3 separate regions of the Homo sapiens genome follow, and regions 1 and 2 are each linked to region 3. The links are chromatin loops, found by intact Hi-C in ENCODE. Cell type or tissue: B cell. All regions are shown on one strand.

What was found. Hi-C counts contacts between places; a loop is a spot of excess contacts. Peaks named below come from ENCODE experiments on the same cell type or tissue, not always from the same donor. Only the 100,000 strongest peaks of a DNase experiment are listed, where the experiment ranks them.
Region 1: it touches region 3 in a loop (2.7-fold over the local background); 26 of 110 quality-filtered maps call a loop at or near these places.
Region 2: a loop joins it to region 3, with 12 times the contacts of the local background. A loop is called at or near these places in 3 of 110 quality-filtered maps.

Annotation. Positions count from the first base shown.
Region 1 is chr6:144,261,451-144,269,450 of GRCh38, reverse strand. No RefSeq gene overlaps it. Among named protein-coding and RNA genes, the nearest start is that of UTRN, 20 kb to the left of the region's middle. RefSeq lists enhancers at 2,545-3,278, 3,279-4,012 and a silencer at 5,572-5,772. In B cell, no CTCF peak of the experiment used is centred here; a DNase peak (open chromatin) is centred at 3,860.
Region 2 is chr6:145,811,717-145,819,716 of GRCh38, reverse strand. FBXO30 (F-box protein 30) reads left to right here and starts at 4,922. Exons shown (of 3, transcript NM_032145.5): 1 at 4,922-5,114. The region is part of intron 1 of EPM2A-DT (EPM2A divergent transcript); the gene reads right to left. RefSeq lists enhancers at 3,832-3,901, 4,959-5,513 and a silencer at 4,742-5,281. In B cell, a CTCF peak has its summit at 4,554; DNase peaks (open chromatin) are centred at 4,836 and 5,496; H3K4me3 peaks cover 2,650 bases; H3K27ac peaks cover 1,793 bases.
Region 3 is chr6:144,214,855-144,222,854 of GRCh38, reverse strand. It overlaps TRL-TAA1-1 (tRNA-Leu (anticodon TAA) 1-1), which reads right to left and starts at 6,308; the gene lies at 6,226-6,308. RefSeq lists silencers at 5,952-6,001, 6,213-6,677 and enhancers at 6,092-6,221, 6,552-6,841. In B cell, CTCF peaks have their summits at 3,367, 3,567 (motif pointing right) and 6,479; DNase peaks (open chromatin) are centred at 3,564, 6,444 and 6,574; H3K4me3 peaks cover 1,802 bases; H3K27ac peaks cover 3,368 bases.

The sequences.
Region 1 (8,000 bases), 47 kb before region 3:
GTTAACAAAGCTCCCTTTGCTTTGTGGCTCAACATTTCTAGGTCACAATAGTGGAAAATTAAGTGACTTTATAAACAATGAAGCTTCATTTGATCTGATCCCAACACTGTTAGTACGCAACCATCTTACACAATATTTTCTAAATTTATTTCATACGAAAAACATCAGGTTGAAATGTTTAAACCCAGCAGCTTAACATAAAACAATCATAAGTTTGTTGACTGCATTTTTCATTTCCCATAGGAATATTCTCAATTGAATAGAGTACTCAAAGCTTTTATGTCTCCAATTATTTCTCCATTATTATAAAGTAAAAGTGACATTTTGTAAGCTTTGAGTTACAAGCCTTAAACTTCTGTATGAAGAGTATGTCATACATTGTGATCAACTTAATCCTTCCCATCTCAGCTGGTTAAGCTGGTGAGACCAATACTGTTGAAACTGTGCCCAAAGATGCAGATAAAAACCAAAAGCATTTGTTGAAAAATGTTTTGAATAGTCATGCCTTGCAGTTGTACAGCTCTATACATTTTTTAAAGGACTTTCTCTTTTCTGCTTGGATGTCTATTTTTTCCGTATTGGCATATCTAAAACTGAACTTCCCTTCCATATTATTTCCCTCGCTTCACTTACCCAATCCATTCAACTGGAACCACATTTCTCATCACTCCAGCTTGAACCTAGTATTCCTGCCTCTCCTCCTCACACTCAAAATCTAATTGATTAAAAAGTTCTTTTTTTTTTTGATACGGAGTCTTGCTTTGTTGCCCAGGCTGGAGTGCAGTGGCACGGTCTTGGCTCACTGCAAGCTCCGCCTCCCGGGTCCAAGCAATTCTCCTGCCTCAGCCTCCTGAGTAGCTGGGACTACAGGTGCGTGCCACCACGCCCGGCTAATTTTACGTATTTTTAGTAGAGACGAGGTTTCACCATGTTAGCCAGGATGGTCTCAATCTCTGACCTCGTGATCTGCCTGCCTCCGCCTCCCAAAGTGCTGGGATTACAGGCGCGAGCCACCGCACCCGGCAATTAAAAAGTTCTATTGATTGTTCATTATATATTTTTTACATATCTACATTATCAATGTCCAATCCTACCACTGTACTTGAACTTGCCTTTGTACTTGAACTGTTGTATTGGCGTCTTAACTAGCCTCACTCAAACAACTCTTCCTCCTTCAATCCATCCTACACTTTGCCATCAAATCAACTTGTAAACATGGTAATCATGTTATTCAAAAATCTTCAATGGCTCCCAATTGCTTACAAGATAAAACTGGCCATTTATCTAATATCTAATAATATCAGTGTGTAATGGCCATTTATCTATAGTCTAATACCAACCCATGCTGGATACTCTGAGACTTTTCTAGTCACTTTTTGTTGAACATCTTTTACAGCTCACCCCCATGTCACTCTGTTCTTTCATCTGGAGTGCCTGCTCATATTAATGTAGCGCAAGTCTACCTTCTCGTTGAAGCTTTTCCTGAGTACTCATCTCATAATGATTGTGTCCTTTGGATTCTTCACACTTACTGTGAGTACCATCATTTAAAACATATCAGATACTGCCTTTTATAGTTGTCTTCTGTTTATATATTGAGTCTCCTAAACAAATGATAAGCTCCTTGAGGGCCCAGAGGCTGTCTGATCCCACCATGTAGAGTCACGTGGTATGTGTCCATTAAATAACTGACTGATAATGGGAAAGACTTTTTTTTTTTTTGAGACGGAGTTTTGCTCATGTCACCCAGGCTGGATTGCAGTGGCACAATCTCAGCTTGCTGCAACCTGTGCCTCCCAGGTTCAAATGATTCTCCTGCCTCAGCCTCCCAATTAGCTGGGATTACAGGTGCCTGCCACCACAACCAGATAATTTTTGCATTTTTAGTAGAAATGGGTTTTCACGATGTTGGCCAGGCTGGTCTTGAACTCCTGACCTTGTGATCTGCCTGTCTCGGCCTTCCAAAGTGCTGGGATTACAGGCGTGAGCCACCGCGCCAGGCCCAGGGGAAGACATTTTTCACTGACCCTTTCAATTGCCATGTAGATACTCAGCATTTAAATATATGTACATGGGGGTGGGGGGTGAACAATAAAAGACTCAAATTGGATTCAGTGTATACTGCTCGGGAGATGGGTGCACCAAAGTCCCACAAATCACCACTAAAGAACTTACTCACGTAACCAAATACCACCTGTTCCTCAAAAACCTATAGAAATAAAAAATTTTAAAGGAAATAAAAAACAAAAAACCAAAGGTATGTGTTTTGTTCAGGAGGGTAAAACATTGATTAACTTAAGACTTTATTAAATTACACACTTCATTAAAGTACACACATATATACATGCGTATATATATGTATGTGTGTGTATATACATTTTTATATATATGCTATAAATTCTAGGACATCCCATAAAATATAAAAAACAAAGATATAAGTTCTAAACTAGTAAAAGAAAAAAATAGAATAAGAAAAAATAAAACATGAAATGTAATCCAAAAAAGTAAAGAAGGAATATAAAAGAATGTAGAAAAGGCGGAACAATAGAATGCATAAAATAAAATGGTAGAAATGGAATCCAAATTAAATATATATATAATAATGTGAATTTACTTAATGCTGCTGTATCGTACATTTAAAAATGGGTAAGATGATAAATTTTATGTCATGTGTATTTTACTACAGTTAAAATTTAAATATATGTGCCAAAGTTTATGTTTTATATCTGAAAATTTTAATGTAATTTTGATTTGGATAACCAACTATAAATGAGTTGGAAGAAAATACTGGGTTTTCTGAGCTAACAGAGTCCTAGCTCTGTCAGAGGCCATTTATGTGACCTTAGGCAAGTTGCTTAACTTTTTGAGCCTCCACTGCCTGGCCTGTAGGATGAGTGGATGGATCCACTAGAAGACCTCCCAAGGCCCACCGAGTTCTAATAGTCTGTAATGTTACATCTCTCCGGAGAGCACACGTCATCTTTAAGAATTATGGGAGAAAATCCTCTACCTGGCTCCTGTCCCAGAATTGCAAACTGAGCCACACTAAGTGAACAGAACCTGTTCCACTCCCAGCCCTGCGGCTTCTAAAAACAGTTTTGAAACTGGTAGCAGCTGTGAATTTGGAGGACTCTGCTTCTGCCCCACCCCAGCTGTGCCTCTGTTTTGGGAATTCCGGCTGAGCTTGTACTCAGCCAGCATCCTGTCCTAGTAGCACTAACTGTACCTAGGCTTACTGGAAAGGGATAACCCTTTCGGGAGTCCACTTACCAAGTCTCTATTTCCAGCTCCTCCTGCTGGATGGGGGAGGGGTGGGAAAAAGAGCCTTTTCTTCCTTCAACTTCAAGACAACAGGGAGTGTTTGGGGAACAGGTCTAATTAATTAGCTCAGCAAGATTTTTGAGCCGTTTATTAACTTCAGATTTTAAGAGTTGGGACATTTGTCTGTTCTGCAGTTCCAAAATCTTTTAAAATATATATATTTTTCAATTTTCCCACTTTGGGGAAAAAATACTGTTCTGATGGTTGTTCTTTGAAATTAATTATGAAAGCTGAGATTGTTGGGGGTTTTTGTTTGTTTGTTTTTTGTTTTTTTGCTTTTTTCCAAAGTAAGAGCAGTTTTTGCATATTTGCAAAAATCTCTAGTTCATTTTTTAGCTCAGGGTAGTTATAATAACTACCCTGATATACAAATTTATCAACCAAAAAGGCAGTTAATATGAATAGTCTTTAAGAGTGCTAGCACACTGTAAAATCCCAAAGGCCCAACTTCTAAATGCAAAGGAGGGGGGTGGGGATTGTCATCTTAATTGTAGATCACTCGCCTACCAAGGCTTACCCGGAGTCCTGAACAATGGGGAAAGCCAAATACTTTAGGCCTGAGATCACCCGACTGTCAACCAACCTTCGTTTAAAAAGAGAAGCGAAAGAGGAAGATAGAAAAAATTTCTTCTGTCATTTTCTTAATAAGTATTTAAGTGTTTAGTGACCTGCTGATTTCTCTATGGGATTTAAGGCTATTTATATAAAGATTAAATAACATTGAAACTAAGTGAATGAGAAAACCTGTGCTAAAGAAAAATTATAGATTGGAAAGAAAAGAGATTAAGACACAAAAATATATGAGGAAATTTTTGCATATTTCTTTGGTGAGAATAAATACTCATTTAATCATCACTAAATGTTATTTGTTACCAGGACGGTACTAGTAAAAGGCTCTTCAAGAGCTATTCTGTTACGTGGCCCACTCCAGCTGTGTCAGAGCCCTGCATATTTTGCTTATCTTCCTTTGGCTCACGATAAGGTAATGAATACCAGAGTGTAGTTTGTTTAATATTAACCTGAGGGGTCGATGCCATTAACAGAGCCAAGATTCCAGGGACAAACCCCTTTAAATTCTAGAAGTTGCAATTTTCATTTTTCTTTGTGATCGGTTAACTGTCTCCAGTTGGCTGGGTGAATAGTATGGTTTCTACATGGTACCTTCCTGAACTTGACCTCCAGCCTCTCAGTGGTTACCTTGAGAAGCCAAGTGTTTGGATCCTGCCAGTGATCCAGTGGTTGCATTCATTTTTCTGGTTCTGTTGAAAGGAGGTTTTTCTGTCAGAGCTTTTGTTTCTAATATCACTTGTATAGTTTTGTGATGACGCTGCAGTTTCTTTAGAACACTTCAATACCATCTTGAGTTTTTCCCACAAATTCCATAACCAACACATGACACATTTTTAACATATTAAGAGTAGAACTGATTTTCTTTAATCTAGAAAATGTTCCTAAAAAGGAAACTCAATCCCAGCTTGTCTATCAGTTTCCCCTAAAACTAAGCTTTTCTCTGTTTAAGCATGATGTTCCTTCAGTGTTCAAGCTGGGATGTAGGTGGGAAAGTGTGCCGAAGAATTCTTCCAGAGGAGAGAGTATAAATGTTTCTACAGCCCTTTGACTAATCAGAGATAGAAAACCAGGGGCTGGGTGACAGCTCATACACTAAAGAATTCTAGCACTGGAAAAGAATGCTGCCCTCCGGCCAGTGCTTTCACAGCTACGTTTCCTCCCTCAAAGTTGGCCTTGGGTAAACATGGAGGAATAGGCATCAAGAGTGGAAGGCTGACATCAAAGAAGGAAGAGAGAGGCAAGAAAGAGAATTCGACTCCGGGGTTCTTTTTTGGCCACCTTGTCCCATTGTAAGAGCATGTATTCCAATTTTTACTCAGCAGAGAAGGTGACCATAAAGGTGAAAAACAGATTTCTCTCCTTCTATTTTAAGTAGAGCATTTCTCTCCTATTAGAGGAATCTCTCCTAAGGATTCCTCTCCTACTAGAGGAATCTCTCCTAAGTAGGAGGATTTCTCTCCTACTATTTTAAGTAGAAATCCATTTAAATTTATTTTGTGAACATTTAAGTAATTGTTTGCATATTTCTGTCTAAACAGAAGAGACCACAGACCACCTCAGAGCGCATGCCCTGGCTCTAGGTTCCGCTCCCATTTGCCAGTTGTGACATCAGGAAAATATTCAACCTCTCAGTTTTCATCATACCTACTTCATAAGAGTGATGGAGGATTAAACGAATATAATACATAAACCCATTTAGCATAACTCTGAAGACATAGTATTCAATAAGTGATTTTCATTCTTAACATTTTATTCAAAAGTACCTGATACATAGTCAATACCTATTTTGAATGTTTTCCTTTGGTTTTATTATGAGCCTGGGCTAATGCCTATAAACATCTTATTTCATTCTCAAACCTTATAAATAGGTGTGATACGTATTTTGCAGATAAAGAAACTGAATCTTAGTGCAATGCACTGAATGTTTGTGTCTCTCCAAATTCAATGTTGAGGCCTTAATCCCCAATGGGATGGTATTTGGAGGTGGGACCCTTTGGGAAGTGTTAGGTTTAAATGAAGTCATAATGTTACTAGAGGAGGGTGCCCAGGTTCTTGGCACCTTGCACAAAGAATTGGACAAAACGCACCAACAAAGCAGGGAAAGAATGAAGAAATTTATTGAAAATGAAAGTGCACTCCACAGTGTGGGAGCGGGCCCAAGCATAGGGGCTCTAGGGCACCATTACAGAATTTGTAGGGGTTTAAATACCCTCCAGAGGATTCCATTGTTTACTTGGTGTACACCTCATGTAAATGGACAGGATGAAATAAAGTTACAAAGTCGTTTGCTCAGCGAATGCCCTGTGGAGAGGATATTTCCTGTCACAGCTGAAGTGTGAATCGGCCTTATGTTCCGTGCCTCCAGACCCTAATTTCCTGCCTCAATATGGGTGGGGCCCTCATGATGGAATTAGTGCCCTTATAAAAGAGGGAGAGACCAGAGACCAGAGCCCTTTCTTTCCCCGATATGTGAGGATATAGCAAGAAGGTGTCTGTCTTCAAACTAGAAAGAAGCCCTTCACCAGGTACCAAATTGGCCAGCACTTTGGTCTTGGACTTCCTAACCTCCAGATCTGTGAGAAATAAATTTCTGATGTTTAAGCCACCCAACCTATGGTATTTTGCTATGGCAGCTTGAGCTGATGAAGACACCTAGCAAGGTGAAGGAAGGTCACCTGAGTTGACATAGCTAGTGAGTGGTTGTGCCAGACCTTGAATAAGTGTCTCATGCCAATGCCTTAGCCTTTTTGCATAAAACCGCGCTGCCACCCAATGTTAGAGGGAAGCAACTTGGGTTTCTCCAGACAGAAAGTTTCCCTAAGCCAGCCTGAATCTAGCTGGTATACTTTGCTATGCGTGATACTGTTGTCATATGTAAGTTACTTCGCTTCTCTTTGCCTTGGTTTCTTCATCTGTAAAATGGGGCTAATAGTCATACTGTATCCCACAGCACTGTAAAGAGTCTTATATGAAGATATGAAATTTTGAAATCAGTGTTTGACGTATGGTAAATTATAGTATTATTAACTTTATCATTGTGATTACTATTTATAATCCTGGGGTCAAACCAGATTAGCTTTTGGGAGATAGGAGGAAAGAACAACAAATATTATATTTTCAGCACAGGTTGTAAAACTTCATGTAGTGCAATACTTGTACAGGTAGTACAAGTGTATTACTTGTGGCTATTACCTATGTTTCCTGAAATCATCCCTGAGCATTTTAGAGTAGAACATGACTGGTCCCCCAGCAGAATCATGATTGGAGCTTTTAGAAAACACATCTCAATCCACACTCCTATCCCTAACCCCAGTCCCACCTACCTCCACCCCATTCCCATCCCAGACCACTAATCAGAATCTGAATTTTAAAAGTATCTCAAATTATTAAGATGTCAGATGTTAAACCTTTTTTTTCTTTTTTTCTTTTTTTGAGAGAGGGTCATGCTCTGTCACCCAGGCTAAAGTGCAGTGGCACAATCATGGGTCACCGCAGCTTCAACCTGTCTGGCTCAATTGATCCTCCCCCCTCAGCCTCCCAAGTTGCTGGGACTACAGGCACAAGTCACCATGCTTGGCTAATTTTTTTTTTTTTTTTTTTTGAGACAGTCTTGCTCTGTTGCCCAGCCTGGAGTGCAGTGGTGTAATCTCGGCTCACTGAAACCTCTGCCTCCTAGGTTCAAGCAATTCTCCTGCCTCAGCCTCCCAAGTAGCTGGGACTACAGGTGCATGCCACCATGCTTGCCTAATTTTTGTATTTTTAGTAGAGATGGTGTTTCACCATGTTGGCCAATGCCTGGCGAATTTTTAAATTTTTTTGTAGAGACAGGGTCTTGCTATGTTGCCCAGGTTGGTCTCAAACTCCTAGCCTCAGCCTCCCAAAGTGCTGAGATTACAGGTATGAACGAACATGCCTTCTAATTCAGTCCATTAAAAAAACAAACAAACAAACAAACAAACAAAACAAGAAGAGACAGAGAAATTAAGAGATTTTCCCATTTCCCAGGGTTCAGTGCTTTTTTTTTCTTTTTTTTTCTTTTTTTTTTGGAGACAGGGTCTCCCTCTGTCACTTAGCCTGGAGTGCAGTGGTGTGATCATGGCTCATAGCCT
Region 2 (8,000 bases), 1.6 Mb before region 3:
GTCACATATGTATTTGTAGACAACTGATCTGAAAGGACATCTAAGAGATGTCCTCTCTTAGATGTCCTCTCATCTAAGAGATGAGAGAAGGCTACCTAAACATCTGCTTAAGCACAGACTAGTACCCATAAGTGCTAGCTTCCCGAAATGCAAATACCACACCTTTGAGGTACAACCTTTCAGGGAATGGGATTTTTCATTTGTTTCTTTATTTGTTTAATGAGCATATATTCTGTATGCTAGACACTATATTAAGAAATCTAATTGTAATAACTCAAACTGTGAAACACTGAAATGCACATGATAATTTCAACAATGTCTTATAGCAAGTCTGTGGTGTACAGGAACAAAACCTTGGTCTTCTGCTTTTCTAATATTCCAGGCTGCCTTGGTTCAAATTCTCTTGATAATTTATATAAAATTGCAAGGTTGACTTTGGGTTATGAATATTAGCCTTGGCAGGCTGCTTCCAAATTATCATATAATTGTATGTTAATTATCATATTCCTCATACTTCAAATGAATTTATATAGGAAATATAATTATAGCTACTAGATTCTAGACTCTGGGAATTAGGTGATTCAAACCGGCTCTTTCTCTCTTGCAATCCCGTAGGAGCATATCATAAAAGAGGAATGGTATTTCCCACCACAGTCCCAGCTGGTAATTCTGATTGTCCCATGATTTCACAGCTGCAAATCAGCCCCCACCCAATCACACTTGTCTCTGGCAATGATCCTTTCCTTAATTAGAACATGACTTAGACTTTAGTCCTAACTTATCTGTTGCCTTGGCCCTGGGCTACCTGAGTACAGGCTGGTTTAGTTGGAAAAGAAAACCTACTTGAACATAGGTCTGTTTGACCTAACATTGAACAAAGGGAAGAGCCATTTGTCTGGCTGAATTTACTTTATTTAGCAACTGAATTTATTTTCTTTGACAACTTCTCTCTCTTACAGTCTAGTCTTGTGTCTAGGCTTTGTATTTGTGGTGTCATTTTTGTAGTTCTTATTCCTTCCTCAACTTGGGTATAGCCTCTAGAAAAAGCCACTAGGTCTTGTCCAAGCCTGTATGTGACAGCATGTGGGGTGTGATGTGAGGAACAAGCAAGGCTTTCCTCTAAGGTAGCAGGTAGGTCAAACCTAATATTGCCCTTTCCTCCTTTTTTTAAAAAACCTTAAATTTCCAGGGTCCCCGTCACTTCTCTTGAGTGGCTAAGTCACACAGATGAGAGCTTTCCTCTAAAAGTCTATGTCAAAATACATGTATATTAGAGAGGAGGGCATATTTAAAGAAACTTGTGATTTCTGGCATTCTTTCTGCTCACCTTACACTTTGATACATTCTCTTGGAAAGGCACCAATAGAAGGTAAATAGAAGATACACAGAAAATGAGGATGGGGTGAAATGACAGGAAAAGTAAACATTTTATTTTTCAAATGACAAATATTCATTAAGCATCTACAATGTACATGGTAGTATACTAGATAGTTGGGGAACATATTAAAGTGATGCAAAATCTGCTCCCATGAATTTGGGAGATAATCTGTGAGCCAATATCTACATGTGAATCTATATGTTTCACATATAGATTTGTGAAAAAGGTAACAGTGCCATTTGGTACATGTAAAAGTGCTCAAAACAGATAGTATTTGCTACAGAGTCCTCTCAGAGAGGACATGGTATTAGAGCTGTATAGTTAAGAAGGAGGAATCTCAGATTTATTATTATACTGTATAATCACAGGTGGCTTGGAATTGGACTGTGCATAGTGTTTGGTAGAGAAAAGAAGGAAACAAATCAGGCTACAATGAAAGATTTACTTTGAGCAACTGCAGACAGGAGTTGAGACTGTATCTCATGGGCTCTAGATAGCCATCTGCTATGGTCTGAATGGTTTTGTCCCCTTCTCAAAAATTCATGTTGAAACTTAACCCCAATGCAACAGTGTTGGAAAGTATGGCCTTTGGGAGGTGACTGAGTTTTAAGAGCTCTGCCCTAATGAATGGGATTAGATGCCCTTATAAGAGGGCTGGGCAAAGGGAATTTGACTTTTGTCCCTTCAACTTCTGCTATAAGGACAGAGCTTTCCTCCTCTCCAGAGGAAGAGGTGTTCAAGGTGCTATCTTAGAAGCACAGATGGGATGTTTACCAGACAACCAAATCTGCCCATGCCTTGATCTTGAACTTCCCAGCCTCCAGAATTGTGAGAAAATAAATTTTTCTTCTTTATAATTATAGTTTCTTGTAATTTATAATTACCCAGTCTGTAATATTTTGTTATAGCAGCATAAACAGACTGTGACAGTTAATACTGAGTGTCAACTTGATTGGCTTGAAGGATGTAAAGTATTGATCATAGGTGTGTCTGTGAGGGTGCTGCCAAAGGAGATTAACATTTGAGTCAGTGGGCTGGGAAAGGCAGACCCACCCTTAATCTAGGTGGGCACCATCTAATCAGCTGCCAGTACAGTTAGGATATAAAGCAGGCAGAAAAACATGAAAAGGCTAGACTGGCCTAGCCTCCCAGCCTACATCTTTCTCCTATGCTGGATGCTTTCTGCCCTTGAACATCAGACTCCAAGTTCTTCAGTTTTGGAACTCAAACTGGCTCTCCTTGTTCCTCAGCTTGCAGATGGCCTATTGTGGGACCTTGTGATCGTGTGAGTTAATACTTAATAAACTCCCTTTTATGTGTATCTATCCTATTAGTTCTGTCCCTCTAGAGAACCCTAATACACATACTAAAACATCATCCCAGCCAGGTGAATATAAAAATAACAAGATAAAATGGGTGTCTTAGGAAGAATTGTGTTGATAGGGGATTTGAGATAGGAGATACTGCAGGAGAAAGGACTGGTTAGGCAACAGCAGACATCCAAATTTGTTTAAGACAGTAATGTTAAAAAAAAAAAAAAAAACTTCAGCCAAATTAAATTTAAAGGAGTTTGAGCAACGAACAATTCACGCATCAGGCAGCCTCCTGAGCCAGAGTAGGCTTTGAGACTCCAGCGCAGCCACATGGTGGAAGATGATTTAGGACAGAAGAAGGAAAGCGACATACAGAAAACGGAACTGAGGTACAGAAACAGCTGGATTGGTTACAGGTTGGGGTTTGCCTTATTTGAACAAGGTTCGAACAACTGGCTACATTTGATTGGCCAAACTCAATGATTGACAGAAGTGTGGGCTATGGTCTGTTTACTCCTCCACTTATTATAGTTCACGGTGTACACAGAAACCTTTAGGCTGAACGTAAAATATGTAAGGAGGCTGCTTTAGGCTAAACTTGATTTAACAGTAACTAGGGATGAAGGTGAAAGAAAAAAAGGATTTTAAATAATTGTCTGGACATGGAAAATTATTGAGATGAAGGGACAAAGAAGACAATGAGGTTTCCAACCTGAATGACTCAACTTCAGGCGAGTGAGGGTGACCTAGTGTCAGCTAGGTGACTTAGTAAAAGGTAAAGCCCCAGATCTCAATAAGTATAATTAGAGATTCACAGAATTTTAAAGCTGGAAAGGGCTCTAGAGATAATCTATTTTAGATCCTTTATAAGAGGACAGCTAAAGCAAAACAAAGGTCTGTGACTCAATCCAGGACAGTGAGCATTGAGCGGGGCTATAGTGTAGCAGCACCTACATCCTCTCCCACTGGGCCATCCTGCCTGTTTCCCCATCCTGACCATGTAGCTCTCTGGACAGTGGCTCTCAAGGTCTGAACCGAGGACCAGAGCCTGTCTACAGCCAAATCAGGCAAAATAAGGGGAACAGATAATTTTTCAAAAAGTTAATCATTTAAGGAATCAACCTTTACTCTGTAATCTAAGTTCCTAACTCAGTTTTTGTTTTGTTTTGTTTAATTTACGGATCTGAAAAACCCACAGGCTTTCTCTGTAGGATAGCAAATTATGTGTGAGCTCTCTTTCCCAAAGCACAACAGCAAGGGGTAAAGATGCAGCCACAAAAAGGATGACAACAGTGTTTTCCTGGCTCTGCCCCCATCCCCACTGCCAGGATTACAACCATCTTTCCTTTGTTGTAATTCTCTTGCGACGGGGTGGGCAGGAGTCCCCGACAGAGGGGTGGGGGCGGGTGAGCGGCTCCCAACACCCAGAGCTCGGAATCACTGTCCCTCGGCCGTAGACCAAGGCTTGGTGGTGGTAGCGGGGGCGTGGACATCCATCCATTCTTTGATACAGCCCTGTGGGATTTCTTTACTCCCCAGTCATATGTAAGGTACACTGCAAAAGCGGCTTCAAGTCCCCTCCCCAGCTAATTACCTTCGCGGAATGACGCCTCGGCCCCTCACAGAAGCAGACCCTGGTGGGCTGTCCCGTCCGGGCTCCAGAGAGGCTCCGCCGCCCGCCGGGATCCAGGGCTGAGCTCTCCCGGGGGGAGGTAAAACCCGACAGGGGATAACGGGTCACAGCACCGTCCTGGCACTAAGTCACGGGACTTGGGCACGCTGAGTTAGCCGGCGGGAAGGCCTGTGGCGGCAATCACCAAAGGTCGAGCAAGGGCGCACCCATTTCCTCCAAAAATGAGCTAAAGGGAAAGCAGTGCCCCAGAGTCAAGGGATCGGGGCTGCTGCTCCTTCGACTAGCGGCGCGAACAAGTCATGCTACTTGGGCCTGTTTCCTCAACTGTAAAATGAGGGGTCTAGGATTCCCTCTGGGAATGTACGATTCTAAAATCGAACAGGGTTTGGTAGCACCGCCGGGGCGGAGCCTTACGGGGCGCCGCGGGAATCCAACGACAGGACTCGCCACAGTGGGAGCTCTCTCCAGACCCTACTCTAGCCACGACGCTGCGGGGTCAGAGGGCGGCGTGCGCGTCCCCGCCGGGACTGCGTGCGCGTCCCCGCCCAGCTGTCGGCAGAAGCCGGGCCGGGTGGGCGGGGCGCAGCGGGGCGGGGCGCGCGAGGAGGGTGGCTGCCTCTGGAGCAGGCCGGGAGAAGAGAAAAGGCGGCGGCCCGGCTGGGGAAGAGGGGCGGAGGAGGCGGTTCGGACGGCTGTGTGGGGTACGGAGCGTCGCCGGGACAGAGCGGAGCAGCTGGGCACGGCGTCCAGGGCAGCTAGGGCCTGGGCCGCGGTTCGGCCGCGCCGGCCGGTGAGTGACGGGAGGCCCGCAGGGGAGGCCGGCGCCGTCCGCGCTGCGGCGGGGACGAAGGCAGCGGCCGGGCAGTTTGAGGCCGCGGCCGGGACCGAGGCGCTGGCGCTGGCGGCCGTGGGGTTGACGGGCCCGGCCTGGAGCAGAGGAAAGGCGGCTGACCCCGGTCCATGCGCGTCCCGGGTCGGCCGTCCGGGCGCCCTGAGAGGGCGTCCGCCGCGCTCGTGTCCTCGCCGGGCCGCATGCCGGGCCAGCCGTTGAGGTCAGCAAATGGCGACTTAAGCCTCGAGGGCACCGACCTCCGTGTCCCCCCCAGTTTGTGTGTCTTTGTATTGGGAAGGGACGAAGGAGGAGTTAAACTTAGGGAACCCTAAGCTTCTCGTTCCGTCTGGTTTTTAGAAACTTGGGTTATTTGGGGACAAATGGCTTAAAGTAAGACTGGGGAGGCATCATCCACTGTCTGCACGGGATGAGCAAAGTTGGTAACTTTGCCATTCATGGAAGTGAGAGGATCTTAGCCTTAGCCTCGGTCCTTATTAAAGGGGAACTTCCTTATTTTGCAGACCTGAGGTTATTTGTGTTGTTCCAAGACCTGCGCCTTGGAACTCCTTTGCTTGGAAGGGGTTTATAGAGCGCGTGCTGAATTCAAAGTAATCTGCCAGTATGTTTTTAACGGGTATATTTGGGAGTATAGAGGCAAAGAGGCAAAACAGTATGTGTTTACCAATGTCCTAGTACTCCATTTCCCTCTCCCTTTCTCTTGTTTTTCTTATTGAGCCCTGTTGTAAGTCCCAGATAAAAGATGCTTGGGAACGAATTGACCTTTTATTCCATGATTACTTCGTTGACTCTGATCCAAGATGAAGTTATTTATGGGCATTCTGATATCGGTGTAGATTAATTTAAAATCTTTTAATACAAAATCCCAAACTTTTTAAATTTTAATTTCCATTTGCTAAATTTCAATACTGTTTGTTCTTTAGAGACCTATGGAAATTATATTAACAGGTTTTGCATTTGCTCATACTAAGGTTTTCCAAAGCAGTCCAATTGTTGACATGGCAAAAGGAAAAGAGTAGCATAAAATAAACCTTTAGGATTTTTCAGAGGGTTAGATTTCAATATGCGGTTTCCGCTGAATCACTCTTCTTCATGCTTAGTCACTGTTTCTCATCACAAAAGTTTAATTGGGGATAACATGGTGTTTTGCTGACTTTTTAAATTGCCAATTTGTTTTTACCTAGCACTTTAATGCCGTGACGTAACTTTTTTTTTTTTTTTTAATTCTGGAAATGGTGGAGTTTCGTGAATGCTGTAAGAGAACTGAAGTTTCGAATATAGGCAAACTTTAATGTATACCAAGTGTACTAGGTATTTAATTTCAATCCAGTATTTCTCCCGGTCTAGCATTGGGAGACTTCTTCTAAAAAGTGTCCTAATATATCATTAAAAAGCAATATTATATAAGTAATGCTAACGTGTATAGAGAGGTACTTTAAGGTCACCAAAATAGGCATTGGTTAATGCTTACTGTTTGATATAACATGTTTCTAAGATGTGAATATTTTAATGGATAAGCGCTATGCTATTCTGTATGATTTTGGATAAATATTTTAATTCAGTTCCTAAGACTGCTTATTTGATAGAAGGAGTTAGTACATATTATGGAATGTCATTGTATTTGTAGAATTTTTTGACATAAAACAATTGAGTCAAAGGCTGTATAAAATATAAATTCAAATTCAGTGTGATGAAATAGAGGAGATTGGCCTTAGACAAGTTGCTTCTATATTTTAGGTAGCTAGATGTTAGATACAGACAAGCGGATCAGTTAAAACCCAGTCTGTGAAAATCTTTTTTTTAAAGAATGAGTAATGTTATTACTAGGTAGTTCTTCATATGATTGCATTTAATTAATGATCTCATAAAAATAATTACACGTAAAATTTTTGTGTATATAAGTGTGGCTGTTGTGCAAATCGAAGTACATCTGGTTTCTGAGAACTACATGTTTATATCCTATTGGACACACACATAATTGTAAACAATCTTTGTAAAGTTCTAGATTGTTTCCAGAGTAAAGTAATTGCCTCAAGGTCACTAAGCTGAGACTCTTTGGAAGCCCATTCCCTCATGTCATGTTACCTGTTTTAATAAACTGAGTTCTACCGTTTGGGTGGATTATTTTTATCTGAGTATCAACTCAAATAGGTTCTAGTCCGAGTATTAAATATTTATTAATACTATTTCAATTTCCCATGTAAGTCTGTGATTTCATTTACTTATTTAGTGGAGAACGTTGCAAGTAGTTAGATTTCGCTTTGGAATAAGCTACTCATGACCATGACTCTATTTAGAAATGAAAGATATATGTTTTGATATATTTTATCTGGAACAATAAAACATGAAAAAAGTCCATATAATTAGGTCATCCATTTTATAAATAAAAAGAACGAAAGTTTAATAAAAGAATGTACACATTGTAATCCATTTAGCCATTTGGGACTGGAAGCTAGTGCTTTGAGTTGGGAATTTAAGGATAATGCCTTTTTGATTTTGTCTAACCACCGCCCCCCAACCCCACCTCTTTTTAAACAGTAAGATAAGATGCCTAACTAGGGTATAGATTTATTATGATTTTTAAAGCTGAGTGCACCTGATAAACAGATCAGTCACCAGAGGTACTATGCACTAATACCTCTGGACTTTACAAGGGATGAGATTTGCACTGGAAGAGCTTATAACTGATTGCCAAATTTGAAATTTCATTTGTGGACTTAACTTGTAGAAATGGTTAATTAATTGAACAAATCTGTCTATAGTTTTATATCAGCCTTACATTGGAACAGTATATTACTGTTTTAAGTATATTTTATCTAATACCAT
Region 3 (8,000 bases):
TTGGTAGTCTCTTATTAGGCAAAAAAGGAGGGGCAGTGTCAGGCAGTTGGTTGATGTCAGTGGTGGAGTCTTTTGAAAGGGCTGGTTTCTGTTTAGGCCTTAGGGAAGAAAGCCTGATCCTGGTTAGTGAGGGAGAGGATATAAGGAGGCATGTCTGACCTCTCACCTCACCATGAGTGACAACTTAGTTTTCAAGGTTACTCTGGGGTCCCCCTTGGTTAAGAGGAGGTCTGTTTAGTCAGTGGGGACTTAGAATTTTATTTTTAGTTTACACACACAATGTACATCCAACAGAATCAATTCCATGAGCAACTTTTGCCTTTATAGCAAAACTGATCTCACAGTCAATCCATATATACACTTTATGAGAATCACTAAAGTATAACAATAGGTTCATCTATTGATCATTTTATATGCCAGGCACTTTCTAAGCATTTTTTCAACTTTACGTTTATCTCTTACAATGAATTGTTTGGTGGGTACTATTATTGTCAACTCCATCTCATAGGCGAGAAAACAGGGACTTGGAGAAACTGAATAGCCAGTCTAAAGTCACATAGCTACCAAGGGTTGCAGCTAGGATTAAAAATTGAACTGGCAGACTCCTAATCACAGTTCTTGTGTTGCCTCATAGGACCTATGCTGTGTATTTCACAAACACACACAATTCTGTGTTTATATATACATTAAATTGTGGAATTGAGGCAAATATTCAACACTCTTTTAAATAATCCATCTTATCCATGCAACTTAAAAAAGTTACCTTATTCAGTAACTGCCAACCTTACCATGCTATGGCAGTGAACAAAATGGCTGAAAATACAACCTAAACCCAAAGATAAACTTAGAACTTGAATTGCACAAGTGTATTGTCTAGCCTACCCAGATAGAAATGACTCAATGACTCAAAAACTACTTAAGTGTTGCCTCTTTGGGCTTCTGAATGCTTTTTTTTTTTTTTTTTTTTAAACAGAGCCTCACTCTTTCATCAGGCTGGAGTGCAGTGGCGCCATCTCGCCTCACTGCGAGCCTCGACCTCCTGGGCTCAGGCAATCCTCTCGCTGCAATCCTCTCACGCAGCCTCCTGAGTAGCTAGGACTACAGGCATGCGCCACCACACCCAGCTAATTTTTGTATTTTTCGTAGGGATGGGGTTTTGCCATATTGCCTAGGCTGGTCTCAACTCCTGGGTGCAAGCTATCCGCCTGCCTCGGCCTCCCAAAGTGCTAGTATGTCAGGTGTGAGCCACTGCTCCCGGCTGACTTCTGAATCTTGATTAGTAAGGTCCACCCTAGCTGAACAAAGAAGAAGAGAGGGAAAAGAAGTAAAAGAAGTATGAGAATGCCTGAACCCACAGTGTATTAACTACATTTTTAAATGTTCTGTATTTTTAATGCTCTGGCATCTGGGGTCTTACTGATTGGGCAGAGATTGTCCCTCCCAAGGTCAGCTAATTCCTAGAGACAGGAGACAACTCAGAATAGCCCTTACACCTCAGAGCCTGCTGAAATTACTCAAACCAGCCAATCTTAAGCATGCTTACCCTTTCTTGCCCCCTTTTTTCCTGCAAAAGCCACAATAAAGGCTGTTTGTAAAAATCTTACTGTTTTTTCATTCTTATTTTAAAAAAATTTTATGGGTGCATAGAAGCTGTATATGTCTGTGGGTACATGAGATGTTTCGATACAGGCATACAATGTGAAATAATCACATCATGGAGAAGAGGGTATCCATGCCCTCAAGCATTTGTCCTTTGTGTTACAAACAATCCAATTACACTCTTAGTTTTATTATATTTTATTTTTTATTTTACTTTATTTTTGAGAAAGGGTGTTGCTCTGTCACCCAGGCTGTAATGCAGTGGTGTGATCACGGCTTACTGCAGCCTTGGCCTCCTGGGCTCAAGTTATCCTCCCACCTCGGCCTCCCGAGTAGCTGGGACTACAGGCGCACACCACCATACCTGGCTAATTTTTGTATTTTTCATAGAGATAGGATTTTACCATGTTGCACAGGCTGGTCTCGAATCCCTGGCCTCAAGTGATCCAACTACTTCGGCCTCCCAAAGTGCTGGAATTACACGCATGACCAGCTGCGCCCAGCCACACTGTTTATTTTAAAATGTTTAATGAAGTTGTTATTGAAAATAGTCACTCTGTGGTGTGATCGAATAGTATGTCTTATTCATTCTATTTTTTTTTTTTGGTACCCACAATAAAGGTTGTCACTCATGCTTTCCCTTCAATCTTTCTGCCACTGACTGATCCCACTCCTTCCCCATTTGGCCCTGCATGGTGTGGTGTGACTCCTGTGTCTAGGAATCTGCAACATAAGAATTGCTTCCTTCATGACAGTCATTTTTGTGTCCTGTCCTACTGTTCCTGATTAAAATAAATCCACAGTACATTTTAAAACACATACCCTGAATAAGGATTAATATGTGTACAACACACAAAATGAATTATGAATACTCAATGGATTTCAGGGTAGTTCACTTATTCAGCAGGTATTTGTTGAGTGCATGTAATGTACTGGAGACACTCTGCTGGACGAAGTTTTCATTTCAGTTCTGTAAGGACCCACTGCCGACCCTTGACTGGTGTGGCTAATGAGACAGTTCTGGCCCTGGCTGGCTTACATTCCACAGTCAGAGGTTGTCACTGCCCAATGCAGCCTGTTCACACTGGGACATCCACTTTTTGCTTCAGAGCCCTTAATATTGAGTTTGGCCTTTGCCACATACTAATCTACAACCTGGGATTCTGCCTCAATGTTATTTTCTTCTCAAATGATATAATAAACAACAAAAGAATCATTCTTCTCTGCCAGGCAGTCTGATAAATGGTTCAGAGGCATCAAAATCTATTTTGATGAAAATGAAACATAGGCTGGGCTGGTTCGCAATCACCCTTTATCCAGTAGCAGAGTAATGAGGCGATGCAAGGCACCTGGGATTATGTTCTCTGCCTCTTACACAATATCTTTGAACTAAACAGACTTATTAAAACATGGAGCATTACCATTTATCCCACTTGAACAATTAACATATGGGTGAGATTCATAGCATATATTGAATTTGTTCTTTAGCTAGCTGCAATTGTATTTGAAAGTAAAATGAAAAACAAGCAAAATAATTAAGGCTTCCAAATTCCAACTTCCTACTGAGGACCAAGAACGCTACTTGTTCAGGATCTCTCAAATTGGACATGACTTCTGTGTTTTAAAGCTGATGGCTAATCCAGATATCTATTATCCTTCAACTTCATAGCCAGATTTGGAATTGGAAAATGAACTGAAACAAACAAAGAAGATGCAGTGCAATAAAGCTTCTATTGATACAATGAAAATAATGTCTCGTGCAAGTTGTATCAGTGATTCAGGATTATTTTCAATGGCAGGTTTATCATTAATGATTACAAGAGAAAAAAGAAAGTCAATTTACTGGCTGACATAGATATAGCCTGAATCTGCTTCCAAACACAGTAACTGTGGAGCAAATTATCAGAATTCTATAGTCAGAACAAGGCAGACAGAATTTAACAAAAAATTTGCCTCAACTTAACCAGTAGGTGTCACTGCGTAAATACATTGGTAGCAGCTTTTCCTACAGAGATCTATGTAAAAGCCCAATAGAAAATAAACAATTTTGAATAACTTACAACTAGTTCAAACCCACAGAGAATGTTTATAAAGCCACACTGTTAATTTTTAATTCAAAGGATTGACTTAAGTTCTTTTTGTTAAAATAATTATTAGAAAATCATTATAAGTTTAGTGGCAGTATACAAATTTAATGATTCAAATTTAATTTAAACTAATGTAAATTTAATTCAAACTAAGTTAACGATTCAAATTTAACTTCAATATATTCGCTATGTTTTAAGAACTTTTGAAAATATATAAAGAATCTAATATAACAAATCTGCTTTTCAAGGAAAAAATCCTGGGCTTTTAAGGAGGAAGAGAAAGACTGAGCTCAGTCTAACTGGCTATTAACAGAATTAAACAATTTTTCCCCCAAAATATTTTCTACCAATTCAACATGCCCCCCATCCCAAGCCTATAAAGACAGACCAAGATTCTCTACATCGGTAGACACAGATACTTCCAAATGTAACACTTGTCAGGTTCCTTCTGTTGCAAATCCTTCAGGGCATCCTGGGCATCATACTTCACAGGGCCCCCAGATGGCTCCCACGTGGCTTACCCCACCTGTATCTGTCTCCCTCTCCCTCTTGCCCCTCCCTCATCCCTGCTTCTCTTCTTTCACCTCTCAACTAAAGCTGGCTCTCTGAGGAAGAGTCAGGCCTTCCCAAACCACTCCTTTAGCACCTTGGGCATAATTCATATTTTTTCATTACAAATGTGGCTTATTAAAATCTCTGTCTCTTGCTATCTGAGCTCACTGAGACAGAGGCCGGGTTATTTATCTGCACATCCCAAGTATCTAATAGTGAGTGGCTCAGAGCCTGTTCTCAGTTGCTGGCAGGATGTTTATTTCCAAAATATGTAGACACTCTTTTTCTCTTTCCTTTTTGAACAATTCAATTCTAAAGCCATTACATGAGCTTAAGCAATGTATAGATCTGCACTGGGGAGGCAGGAATTCAGGGAGTTACAAACATGGACAGGGAGACAAAATAGAACAAAGTCTATAGTGTTGGATCAGAATTGGAGGTATATATAAACTCCTTGATATACATAAAGATATATGAATAAATATAGATATATATTTATATAGATATACAAATAGATAAATATGCACACACACACACTCCTTAATTCTGTCTACCCAGAGGGCCTGGAAGTAGCAACACCTCAAAAGCAATGAGCACACCTAGCACTGAGACCTTGGTTTCTAGATACCATTCTCCACTAAAAGGAACCAAGGATCTTTAGAAAATGGCTGATTCTAGTACTGGGTCAGGAAAGCACAAGGTAAATCTGGACCATCTTGGAGTAGGAAGTAAGGAAGTGCTAAAGAATAATGCAGACAGGTCAAAAGTCAGCTTGAATGGGCTGTCACTGGCCCAATCTGAGACACTCTGAGCATCAAAATGAATGAATGGATTGTAACCATTAATTAAAATAGGGCACCATGGATACATACGTACATAACTTATAATTCCATAAATAATTGAATAAAATGAAAATTTGATAAGGCACCGGATATTACACAGCTTCAAAGCACTTCCCTCTAAAACAGGTACTAATCACAAAGGGAAAACAGTAACTTTACAGAGGAGAAGCCTGGCAGAGAAGCAGGCCACACGGAAATCATGCGACCTGAGAGGCTGCCGTGAGAACACTGCATGGCTTCTGTGGAAGTCCTGCTAAATAAACAGAGCCTGGATCTCATCAGGAGGAAACACCAGAAAACCTAGACTGACAAAGGGACATTCTACAAACCGGCTGGCTTGTCAGCAGAAGTGTCAAGATCATGAAAGTCAGCAGAGGCTGAGGAGCTGATCCACACGGAAGAAGCCGAAGGAGACAGGACAAGTAAATGCAACGCATCATTCTGAAGAGGAGCCTTTTGCTATAAAGAACATTCTTGCGACAACTGGTGACCGATTGCGCACCGAGGATTAGATGGTATTAAATCATCAATGTTAATTTCCTGATTTTAATAGTAGTACTTGGGCATCCACTAGGTATTTTACTTTTAAATGATTCAAGAGAGGAAAAAAAGTTATTTGCAGTGTACTTGCAACTTTTAAAAATTCTTAGATGGCTCTCATTAAACAAACAATTTTAAAGGGAGAAGAAGAAAAAAAAAACTTGACCACGCTGTATTTAAAAATTCTAAGCCGAACCCAAGTTGGAGTGCATTTTACATCTAGGATGATACAGTCTCCGCCTTCTAGGAGTTAATAGAAGAGTTGTGTGCACAAAATTAACATTGGCGGGGGAAAAAAAAGGGAGAGAGAGAGAAAGGGAAAAAAAAGAGAGATGCATTTTTCACTTTTTTGCAGAGGCAGTTTTAAAAATACCCTCCAGGTCACAGCCCTCCCCCTCCCGGCCGCCTCCCGCCCCGCAGCTGGGGAAGTGAGCAGAGCTCTGAGGGCCGCCGCCTGCGCGGTCTCTTGGTGGGAAGCAGGACTTTGCGTGTGAGCGTTGCGCTTCTCCCAGCCAGAAGTCGGAATTCTAATGTCCAAGGCGTGGTGTGTTCAGTGAGATTCGTATTTTTAAAAAATAAAATGATTTAAGAGAAAAACCTAAAGCTACCAGGAGTGGGGTTCGAACCCACGCGGACATATGTCCATTGGATCTTAAGTCCAACGCCTTAACCACTCGGCCATCCTGGTGCAGACGTTGAACCTTGTTTTTGCTCCGCTTACAAGGCATCCTCTACCTCCTCCTGCCCGCACCCTCCCTCCAGAACGCAGAGAGTTTTCGCCGCCACTGTCTCGGCTCTCTCAGCCCGGGCTGGGGCGGCCGCCACGCCGGTACCTCGGTTTCTCGCCGCCGCGGCTCACTGTTGCCCCCGGCCCGCTGCGGCAGTGAAGACAACTGCAGCGGAGCGGCGCGCTCTCGGTTGGGGTGGAGGCCGCGGCAGCGGCGCTCGCGGGCCTTTGGCTGGGGCGAGACTCCAGGCCCTCCAGTTGCGCTTTCAGTTTCGAGGTGCGCGGGCGCCGCAAACACACACCAGCAAACTTCTGGGTTCCTGGGAGCGCGTTCTGGAGGCGCCTGGTTGGTGGTGCAGGGACGCGGCCCACAGGGCGGCGTTTAGTTTGTGTTGTTCTAAGCAGAGTAGGTTTCAAGGAATGAGGTGCACGGGCAGCAGCAGAGTTCCTGGACCCCTGCCCCTAGGGGCCGCTTTTCTTCTTCGCACGTGCCACAAGTCACACGGGAGGGAGGCTTTGTAGAAATGCGCGTGTCGGCTGTGCCACGCCACATGCAGGGGAGCGTGGCAAAGTCGCCCTTCCTGGTGGCTGAAGGCACCATCGCCACTGCACAGTCTTGGATGCAGCGCAGTGGCCTCCTCTTTGCCCCCGCTACCCTACGATGCAATGAGATATTTCTGTTCCCCTTCCTTGTTTTGCAATGCTGTCCTTCCTTTCTGTGCACATGAGATTCAGTTTGTCCTGTTATCCCTTTTCCCAGGACTTCCACTCCATTCCCCACTACCCAGGACCTCATATCTACCACAGAACCCAGAGCCCAGGCTCTGTGTTGTGGAGTGGTAGGGGCCTGTGGCTGAGCTGGGATCTGGCAGCCACACGACTGTCCGGCCACGCCCTTGTTCATATGGTGCAGGCAGAGACTTCTTCATCAAGAACTTCTATCAGCCTGGAGACTGCACACACTAACCTCACTGTGCAAGACCTCACCAATGGCTCTCCTACTGGGTCACATTGTAAGAACTGTCTTGCCTCTTCCTGGAACTCCTGTGATCCCTGGGAACACGGGCTGTCACGAGCCTGCTGCCCTGGTTCTTGGAGTTTCCGCCAACTCTTAGAGAACTGCCCCTGCGAGAGGGCCTCAGGATAGTAACCGGGAGAATCACCCCCTTTACACTTTGCCACACAGCATTGTAAGCTGTCAGAGGCCTGCTCCTGTGTCCTGACCTCAACAGCACCCCTCCTTCTAAGCGCCAGGCCCGGCCCTCCGAAGTACACGACAGGAGCTCAGGCAAGAGCAGTTCCTCGGGCCTTGCCCTGCGGTGCTGAGAGAAGAAAGGGAACTTAGACTCTGCCAGGGTCAAGAGGCAGCCACGTGGTGATGACATGGGGTCACCAGAGTGCCACCTGCCACCTGCCACCCGCCATCTCCATTGTATGGCGCCAAATTGTCAGAGGCCACAGTCTTGATAAAAATGGCTTTCAAGGCACTGAAATGATAATAATAACACGGATTGAGAACATGTCACTATGTGACAAGCATTGCTCTAAGCTCTTTACATATATCTTCTCATTTAATTTTCAGCTGAGCGTCGTGTTGCGTTCCTGTAGTCCCAGCTACTCGGGAGGCTGAGGCCAGGGGATTGCTTGAGCTTG